2 separate regions of the Mus musculus genome follow, and region 2 is linked to region 1. The links are chromatin loops, found by intact Hi-C in ENCODE. Cell type or tissue: gastrocnemius. All regions are shown on one strand. Each heading gives the region's core, and the rest is flanking DNA. Links, peaks and the distances in the headings are about the cores only.

The links. A loop is a pair of places that touch in the nucleus more often than their neighbours do. Peaks named below come from ENCODE experiments on the same cell type or tissue, not always from the same donor. Only the 100,000 strongest peaks of a DNase experiment are listed, where the experiment ranks them.
Region 2: it touches region 1 in a loop (4-fold over the local background); 1 of 42 quality-filtered maps calls a loop at or near these places.

The regions. Positions count from the first base shown.
Region 1 is chr19:4,078,716-4,083,103 of GRCm38, reverse strand. Cabp2 (calcium binding protein 2) reads right to left here and starts at 616. Exons shown (of 6, transcript NM_001160253.1): 1 at 237-616. The coding sequence starts at 398. In gastrocnemius, for the core only: a CTCF peak has its summit at 2,223 (motif pointing right); a DNase peak (open chromatin) is centred at 2,521.
Region 2 is chr19:4,128,557-4,132,944 of GRCm38, reverse strand. Tmem134 (transmembrane protein 134) reads right to left here. Exons shown (of 8, transcript NM_001078649.1): 6 at 1,870-1,914; 7 at 1,663-1,716; 8 at 638-1,583. The coding sequence ends at 1,501. Among named protein-coding and RNA genes, the nearest start is that of Tmem134, 4.8 kb to the right of the region's middle. In gastrocnemius, for the core only: no CTCF peak of the experiment used is centred there; no DNase peak of the experiment used is centred there; H3K27ac peaks cover 926 bases.

The sequences.
Region 1 (4,388 bases), core at 321-4,320:
CTTGCTTTTATCTTGGCCCATTCTGGAGTTCCTGTGCACCCCTATCAAAACCCTGTATCCATTCAGGGCTTGTCATGGTGCATGAAGGGCTCCCTCAGCATCAACAGAGATGGCAGGCGGATCCCCTAACTTCTCCTGACCACTCTGGTCACCTGTATGTGGACTTGGTTCTAGGTGTGTTTTATAGCCAGCTGGGATTTGGGGTCCTTTAGAAAAGAACATTTCCTGCCCCTTACCTGTCCGTAGGCAGCCTGCACCTGGGCTTCCAGCTCACGGAGAAGGGCCCTTCTGCGAGTAGTGGGGCTGGCTAGGTCTTGGCTGGGTCCTGCAGTGCCTGAGGATGGACTGGAGTCTCCTTCAGGGAGGCTGCCATCTGTTGGGCCCTCCGGTAGGGCCATGGATGTAGGTGTGGTACGTTTTCTGTTCCAGCTGGGTCTCCTCCACCTGTAGGTCGGTGGCTCAGTGCAAGCTGTGGCTATGTTTTTGTTTCTAGCTCTGGGGGTTAGAAGAGCCCGAGTCCTCTAAGGTCACTGTCTTCTTCCATTGCTGCTCCCATAATCCATCTTTGAAATCTTCACCTACCTCCTAGAGTGCTTCCCAACCTTCACAGGACCACAGACTCCACCCTGGGGCTCCTCGCTGATCCAGGTGGCCAGGCTCCCACGCTGGCTGGCCTCCTTCAGTCCCATATCCTGCCTGCACTTCTCTGGTTCGTGGTCCTAACACATTCTTCCTGCTCCGTATCCTGCTTGCTCTCCATCTGCTTTGGCTTGGCCTATGCTATGTCTTGGTAGACCAGTACTCTCAGGACCCTCAGGCCCTCTCAGTCTCTCTGTTCCCCTCAGTTTCTCTCTGTGCCTTAACCTCTCTCTGTCCCCCTCAACCCCTCTCTGTCTTTGTCTCTCTGTCTGTCTCTCTATCTCTTTCTCTCTGTCTCTGTCTTCCTGTTTGTCTCTGTGTCTTTGTGTCTCTCTGCCCTTTCTGTGTGTCTCTCTGTGTCTCTGTTTCTCTGCCCCTGTCTGTTTGTCTGTATGTCTCTGTCTGTCTGTCTCTCTATTTGTCTCTGTCTGTCTGTCTGTCTGTCTCTGTCTTTGTCTTCCTGTCTCTCTCAGTCTCTGTGTCTCTCTGTATCTCTGTTTCCCTGTCTCTGCTTCTCTGTCTCTGTCTGTCTGTCTGTCTCTCTGTGTGTGCTTGTCTGTCCATCTATCTGTCTCTCTGCCCTTTCACTGTTTTACAGGGGCTCTTTCTCGGTTTGCTCTACCTGTTTGCCCTTTCCACCCCTCCACCATTCTCTTTCCCAGGACAGCTCCAAGATTCTGGAAAAGTATGCCACCTGCTCCTCTCTTCCCCATCTGGAGTCCCAGGATACCTCTGTTTCCACCTCTGCTTCCCCACCTCCTGGGTGAACCACCCCCCTGACCTGTAAGCTCTTCTCAAGGAACAAGAATAAAGGTGCCACACAGACCCTTGCCCCTTGCCACACTGCAGCCACTCACCACACAGCAGCTTACTCTCACTTCCAGAATGAGGTCAGCTGTGGCCTGCTGGCCTGTCGTGGGCCCCTCATGATTTATTCACATGCCCTCTGCACCAGCCTTTGTCCCAGGGAACCAGATCCCATGCCATGTCTGCCATCTGAGCTAGTGACTCTATCATCGATTCAGTGACTAGCTTGCAAACATCAAGGACGGGAGGGAGAGTGGGGAGAGAGGCAGGGCCTATATCTCCCTTGGTAGAGTGCTTGCCTAGCATACAGAAAGACTCTGAGCTCAACACAGTACAGAAAAAAAAAAAACTGGACAAAGTGTTGTACACCTGTAAAATACCCAGAGGTAGAAGTATCAAAATTCAAGGTTATCCTTGGCTACATAGTAAGTTCCAGTCCAGTCTGGATTATAAGAAACCCCAGGGTGGTTTCTAGTCCCAGGCCAGCATTGGGGACCACACAACAGACCCCACCTGCCCTGAAGACTCCAGTCTCAAGTGCATTTAACTCAGACAAAGGCCACCAAGCAGTCTGTTTGTGCTTCGGAATACCCACCCAGGCAGGTGAGAGGAAGGCTCTGCACACTAGAGACATGGCCTGTTCTGCTGATGTCAAGTAGCCCTGAATGAGGCTGACAGTCAACAGTGATCTGGCAGAGTCCGGGAACTCTCAAGTAACACTGGGCAGAGCCCTCGGGAGGAAGGGGAGAACATCAGTGGCCTCTGTAGAACGTATAGACAGTAGAGAGAGGGCACCAGAGGGTGGCACTGTCACCCTCGGCCTGGGAGCAGCCTGTCAGCTTCACCTCTAGAGCTTTTGACGTGGTAGGGGCAGCACCTTCAGCAATGTAGGACTATAGTCAATGGGAAAATACAAGGACAGTCCCACAGGCTACCTCTCAGAGGGAGGCCTTGCTGTGTGTGGAGGTGAGATAAGGTCACTGGGAGTAGGTGGCCTCCATGAGGAGGGAACAGGCTAAACACAGCGTGAAGAAGACTGAGATCTGGGACAGGCAAGCCTGAGAGGTGTGTGGACTCTGGCCAGGCGGTCAAGTGTTGGAAGGGTTCTTTGTCATTGTTCACAGGACCCAGCGTGTGGCTTTTCAGACCATCTGCACCAGGCAGGGACATCCTCAAAAACAGTGCCCAGAAAGCATATTCTCTCATGTTCTGTAAGGTCTTAGAGGGTCTGACAGGGCTGGGTCCCCGGGAAAAAGTACTTTATCTTCTGACCCTCTTTTCATTTCTATCCAGTACTGGGGTTGGAGCCCAGGGCTTCATATATGCTAGGCAAATACTCCACTAGTGAGCTACATCTCCAGCCTCTTCTCTCTCTTCTCTTCTCTTCTCTTCTCTTCTCTTCTCTTCTCTTCTCTTCTCTTCTCTTCTCTCTCTGTCTCTCTCTCTCTGTTTTTTTCTCCTTTCTTCTTGTCAAGTAGCTGGGAACCTAGGCATGAGTCAGTCGGTAAGTTCAGTGATTTGTCTGAAAAAACACACAAGCAAACAAAAAACAAAATGAAGGTTAATCTTGTATTTCCCTCTGGGAAGATAGGAGATAATGAGAAATATGTGTCTCAAAGTATAGTCCAAGGTGGTTAGGAAAATAATGAGTCAAAAGTTAGTAGGTAAGTTTCCCATGAGGACAAAGTCATTGTCTCCTGGCTGGAAGTCCCTCTTGGCTTGCATCTCAGTGTCCTGGAGACCTCATCTTGGTGTCCTCAATTAGCTCAACAGTGACTTAGCCAAACAGGTTCAGGGCTAAGGTTGTGAATCATTAGATCAGGGCACACTGGGCAGAGGCCATAAGGAGACAAGAGAAGATTTGGTGACCTCTACAGAGGGGGTTGATGACAAGAGGGTGGGGTTGGCAGACTGTCAACTCCAAGGTCTTAGTGCAGGAGATTAGCCTTCTGGAACCCTGCAGCTGTCAGGATCAGAACCTTTGGCAGTGGGTAGAAGGATGGGTGGCTGGCTGGATAACTGGATAGACTGGCTTTTGAGTGGCTCGTTGGAAGAGTAGATGATCAGGTAAGTACATAGAAGGAGGGATGGATGGAGGGACAAGAGGCTAATGGATAGACAGTTGGGTTGGTGGAGGGGAAATTGAATAGCTGGATGTACAAATGGATAGATGGATACCATCTGATGAGCCAAATGTTGGTAAGTGGGTAGATGGGTTGCATAGAGGGATATTGGAAGGGTTAATGAAAAGATGGATTGATAAGTTGGTGATGGTTAATTGGGAGGGAAGATTAGTATGTGAGCATTTTGGTGGACTATTGTTGTAGTGGGTTTGACCTAATGCTTGTATTTGGGCCACCCCAAAACTGTTTGCCCTTAAAACAAGAGAAAGACCCTGCCCCTAGTTAATTCTGATTGGTAAATAAAGATGCCAGTAGCCAATAACTGGGGAGAAAAGACATAGGCGTGGTTTAGGTTTCCTGAGTTTGGAACCTCGAGGAAGGAGCAGGGGGAGAAAGACGCCATGCCTTAGAAGAGTGTGTAGGAGAGAGACAAGAGCCACCATGGGGTAGAGAAGCAAGAAGAGCGCCCTGAACTCTGTGCCAAGAGAATGTGGCCCAGAGAGCTGGCTGGCTGAGTTAAAAGCAGTCAAGATGGATCATAGAAATTAGTAAATAGTAACTCGGAATTATGGATACCAACAGCATGGACAGTAGGCAGTTGCCCAACTCAGTCTATAAAGGCTGTGTGTGTCTTTCATTCAGGAACATAAACCACTGAGGTGGTAGTGATCTTACTCCAGGATTTATTAAAATATTCCTACTGTACTAATGGTTGAATGTTTGTTGGATGGATAAATGATTGGATAGGTAGAAAGGCAGATGGATGGAAGTAGGTAGATGGCAGGTGCAGGAATCTTTTCAAAAAAGATTTATTTTATT
Region 2 (4,388 bases), core at 198-4,197, 50 kb before region 1:
GTGTTCAAGTGTCCCATGGAGTGTGTGTGGGGGTCAGGAAGAACACGTGGGAGTCTTCTCTTTCCTTCATGTGGGTTCCAGGGATTGAACTTAGGCTGTCAGGCTCCACAGCACTTGCCTCAATTCTTGGAGTCATCTTACAAGACATCTATGGTATAGTTGTATAGTCCCAGCCTCAGCTACCTGCAGAGTCCTAAGTTACTTAAGGTGGTTTGATTGCAGCTCTGAGGTTGGAAGGTCTGGGTGGGTCAAAGACTAGGTGTCCACTTATTCAATAAAGGCACAGGACTCTAGGGTGTCCAGCATCCTGTTGCTTCTCTATGGACACTCATGCTGTGGTCTGAAAGATGGAACACTCACTCAGCTGGTCTGTAGTGGCCCGCAGAGGGCTTCAGCCAGGTTTCTGTGGCGGCCTGCAGAGAGCGTCAGCCTGGTTTCCTTCTCTTCTCCTCTCCCTGGGTTTTAGAAGGGCTTGGGTTGTGCTGTTGACCTTGGTGAGTTGGTCCCTACCTACAACTGGGGCCTTGAGCGTCTCATCTAGGAAATGGAACTGAGGCAGTGAGGATTCTCAGGCTTGACTTGAGGGGAGCTCTCAGCACAGCTTGTTGCACATGAACTGCTGTGAGCTCAGATTTCCTTAAAGATTCTCGGTTTTGTTTATTTTTGTTTATTTAAGTTTCAGACATTATTAGCGGCCCCAATTTTCTAAGAACTTGAACTGTTTCAAACAGTTGGTGGCTCTAAGCATCGCCTTGTTACTGTGCTGCTCGGCTGAGAAGCCGTGATCCTACCCCCTCCTCTCCCTGCTTCTCCCAACCTCTGGGTCTAGAAAATAGGGCAGTGGGTGTGTAGAGGGGCACATGACCCACATTTAGTGACAGTCATGACTGCCTAGTGCTACAGAGCCAGGCAGGAACCAGGGTACCAGCCTCTAGGCCTGGTGCCTGCATCACTTCTTGGTGCCCTTGGCTAGGGGGCAGTGTTGAATCTCCTCAGGGATGAAGGCAGACAGGGTGGGACTACTTCATCCAGCTCTGCCCTGGGCATAATGGTGACCATGGGCACACCTGAGGCCATCCAGGTTGTCCTTGGGAAGTTGGTGGTCCTCTAGAGCTCTAGGTGGGTCCTTTACACACAGTCCCTCTGTAGGAGGGGACTGTGGTCGTTAGTGTGCTGGGCCAGGCTTGCTGGCCCAGGAAAGTGCAACTGTCCTTGTTGGAAATAATTACCCTTTTATTAGCACAAAATTACACCAACCCAGGAGTCCAGAACCCAGGAATAAGTTAAGGCACACATCAGGTAAGAGGCAATATTCCCAGGCTGGCATGCTCTAAACTTCCTGAGCAAATTCAAAGGGGCCTGGTGGTTGTGAGGGTCCCAGGGGCCTCTGCCTTCCAGGTGAAAGGAACAGAACCAGGTGTAGGTTGGAGGAATACCCTGTGGACACGTGGAGGTGACCTGAGGCCTTGGATCACTGGTGAGCCACTGGCCAGTTGCAGCTCACTTCTCAAAGTAGGGCAGGTAGAAGAATTGGAAGCCCCGGCGGCCCTTGACAGCGCAGTAGATGAAGATCACATGGTAGACTGTGGGGGTGATATCTGTCAGTGAGGGTGCCTGGCCCCACCCCACCCCACCCATGCCCCACCCTCTTGTCACTCTTACCTCCTGGGACTAACAGCAGGATGCCCGGCACAAAGAAGATGGCACTGGAGACACCTAAGGTAGAAAGAAACGGACAGCTCAGGACTAGGGGTCCCTGGGGATGATGGCTGCCTGGGAAGGCCCCCCTTTCTCCTGGGAGGTGGCTTGTGTGCCTTGTGTGGGGAGTTGGGAGGGTTTGCTGAGGACCCAGGCAGGAAGGACACTCACCTGGAGAGGGGGCCACCTCCAGTCCCACGCCGACCAGGATAAGCACTGCACACATATGATTGTGGAGGGGAAGGACGGGGGGGGGGGGGCGGGTAAGGGCAGGGTCTTTCAGCCAGGCTTTGGCCCGATGCGTCTCCCACCTAAACTGATGTTTCCTGGGCAGAACACCTCCCAGGATGCGCACAAAGCTGTTTCCAGGGCAGGGTACTTTGGCAGGCCCTGGGAAACAGCCCTGGGAAACAGCTATTAAATGGGAGGTTTTACTGCTATTTTGTATGACCTTTCCATCACTCAAGAAACACTTATGGAATACCCTCCACATGGCTGGTACTGAAAATTCTACCCCAAAAAGCAGAGAGGGGTCTGGCATGGTGGCAAGCACCTTGAGTCCCAGCACTCAGGAGGCAGAGACAGACAGATTTCCATGAGTTTGAGGCCAGTCTGGTTTACATATAGAGACCGCCCCCCCCCCCCCCCCCCCGCAAAAGGCATATGGGGACAGCAAGATGGCTCAGTGGGTAAAAAGAGTTTGCCACAAAATCCGACTACTTGAGTTCAATTCCTCAGACCCAAATGGTGGAAGCAGAGAACTGACTCCTGCAAGTTACCCTCTGACCACACTGAGCTATGGCATACATGCCCTCCTCCACCCACACAGACAAAAATGAACATTTGAGCTGTGGCATACATTCCCTCCTCCACCCACAAACACACAAATGAAAGAATGTAATGGAAGGGCAGTAGGCCCCCGCCCCACGGCCTTTTTTAGTGGACAGACCAACAAGATCCTGAAAGCTACGATCTATGTGTGGGAGCTTGAAACAACTGCCTCAAGTTAGCCCAGGAGACAGTTAACCTCTAAGCCTGGCAGGAATGACAGGAATGATGTCACTGGCAGGCCCTGAGCTAAGCATACATGCAATGTCTTGATAAACTCAACCATGACCCGATGGGACACAGCAGCCATAGATGGACCAAACACACAGAGAGAATTCAGTATAGAGGGAACAGCACAGCCAAGCCTCAGAGTCTGGAAGGAACCTGACGCTTTCTAAGAGCGTCAAGCACTTGATGGACTGAACAAGAAGAACCCGGGCTAGAGAAATCTGGGACAGCACATTGTCCCAGGCAGGGATATGGCCTTTGGTGGAGAGGTCATAGCTGGACTCACTGACTGGGGAGGGTGAAGCCAGGGGCCACCATGGACTTTTGTATATTTCATGTTCTACAAAGAGCACCCAAAAGGAGGTTCACACTCATTGCCTGACCCTGGTTTAGGGCTTCAGTTCTGTTCTCTTAGAGTAAACATCCTTCTCTTAGAGTAGCATTCCCTAGAGCCTTTTGCGGCTTTCTGGTGATCCCAAAGCTTGGCGGTCATGGGTTGGGTCTCAATCGCAGGCCATCTGTCTTCCAGTTGCAGCCGAGGAAGCCCGCTCTCCTGCCTGAGCTTGTGCCTTACTTCCCAAGCCAGGATGCTAGCAACACTTGCTTTGCTGGGTCGAGGAGAAGCTAGCGATAGGTGCCACCACTGCCTGGCCTGAAGTGGTGCCAGCAAGGAGCAGCTCTGTGTCCTAAACTCAAACACCTAGAGATGGAGATTAGATTTCTGGCCAGGAGACCTGGATGGCTGGGAGTTTTGACCTTCCTGGAGAAGGAAGGGAAGAGGACCTAGGGAGGCAGCCATGGTTAGTCTTCATGGCCCCATGTTGATCCCAACTCTGGATGCTCTGGGACACTGCATCTCAGTCCCATAAAGAAGACGGAAATACGTGGCTGTTAAATCTGCCTACGCTGGACCTCAGTTTCCTTCACTGAACAATGTGATGTGGAGAAAGGTCCTGGTCTGATCACAGACCACAGCTGATACCTGGCCTCAGGGACACTAGTATCCCCAGCACCTGGCCTGCCTTCATGAACAGGTTCTGGATGCTGCTCACCGCTCTAAGGTGAAAACCACGGACCTGTCAATAGTCAGCACAGAATCAATGGAAACTGTTACCTCTCCATCCTCTGGTGGCCTAACTCATCCTCAGGCTGAGTTAAAACAAACAAACAAACAAAACCACCCAAACAACTGGGGCGGGGGTGTGCAGGCAGCATGTATCTTTAATCCTAGCTTTTGGGAGGCAGAGGCAGGACCTCTGAGTTTGAGCCATCCCCGTATACATAGCAAGCTCTAAAACAGTCAGGGCTACACAGAGAAACCCTGCCTAGAAAAAAACAATAAATAAATTAATAATTAAATAAATAAGAAAGTAGGGCTGGAGAGATGATTCAGCTATTAAGAGTGTTGACTGCTCTACCAAAGGTCCTGAGTTCAAATCCCAGCAACCACATAGTGGCTCAACCATCCGTAATGAGATCTGATGCTGTCTTCTGGGGTGTCTGAAGACAGCTACAGTGTACTTACATATAATAAATAAATAAACCTTTAAAAACAAAACAGAACAACAACAACAAACCAAAAAACAAAAACCAAGGTAAGCTGGGCATAATGGCATATAACTCTAATTCCAGAG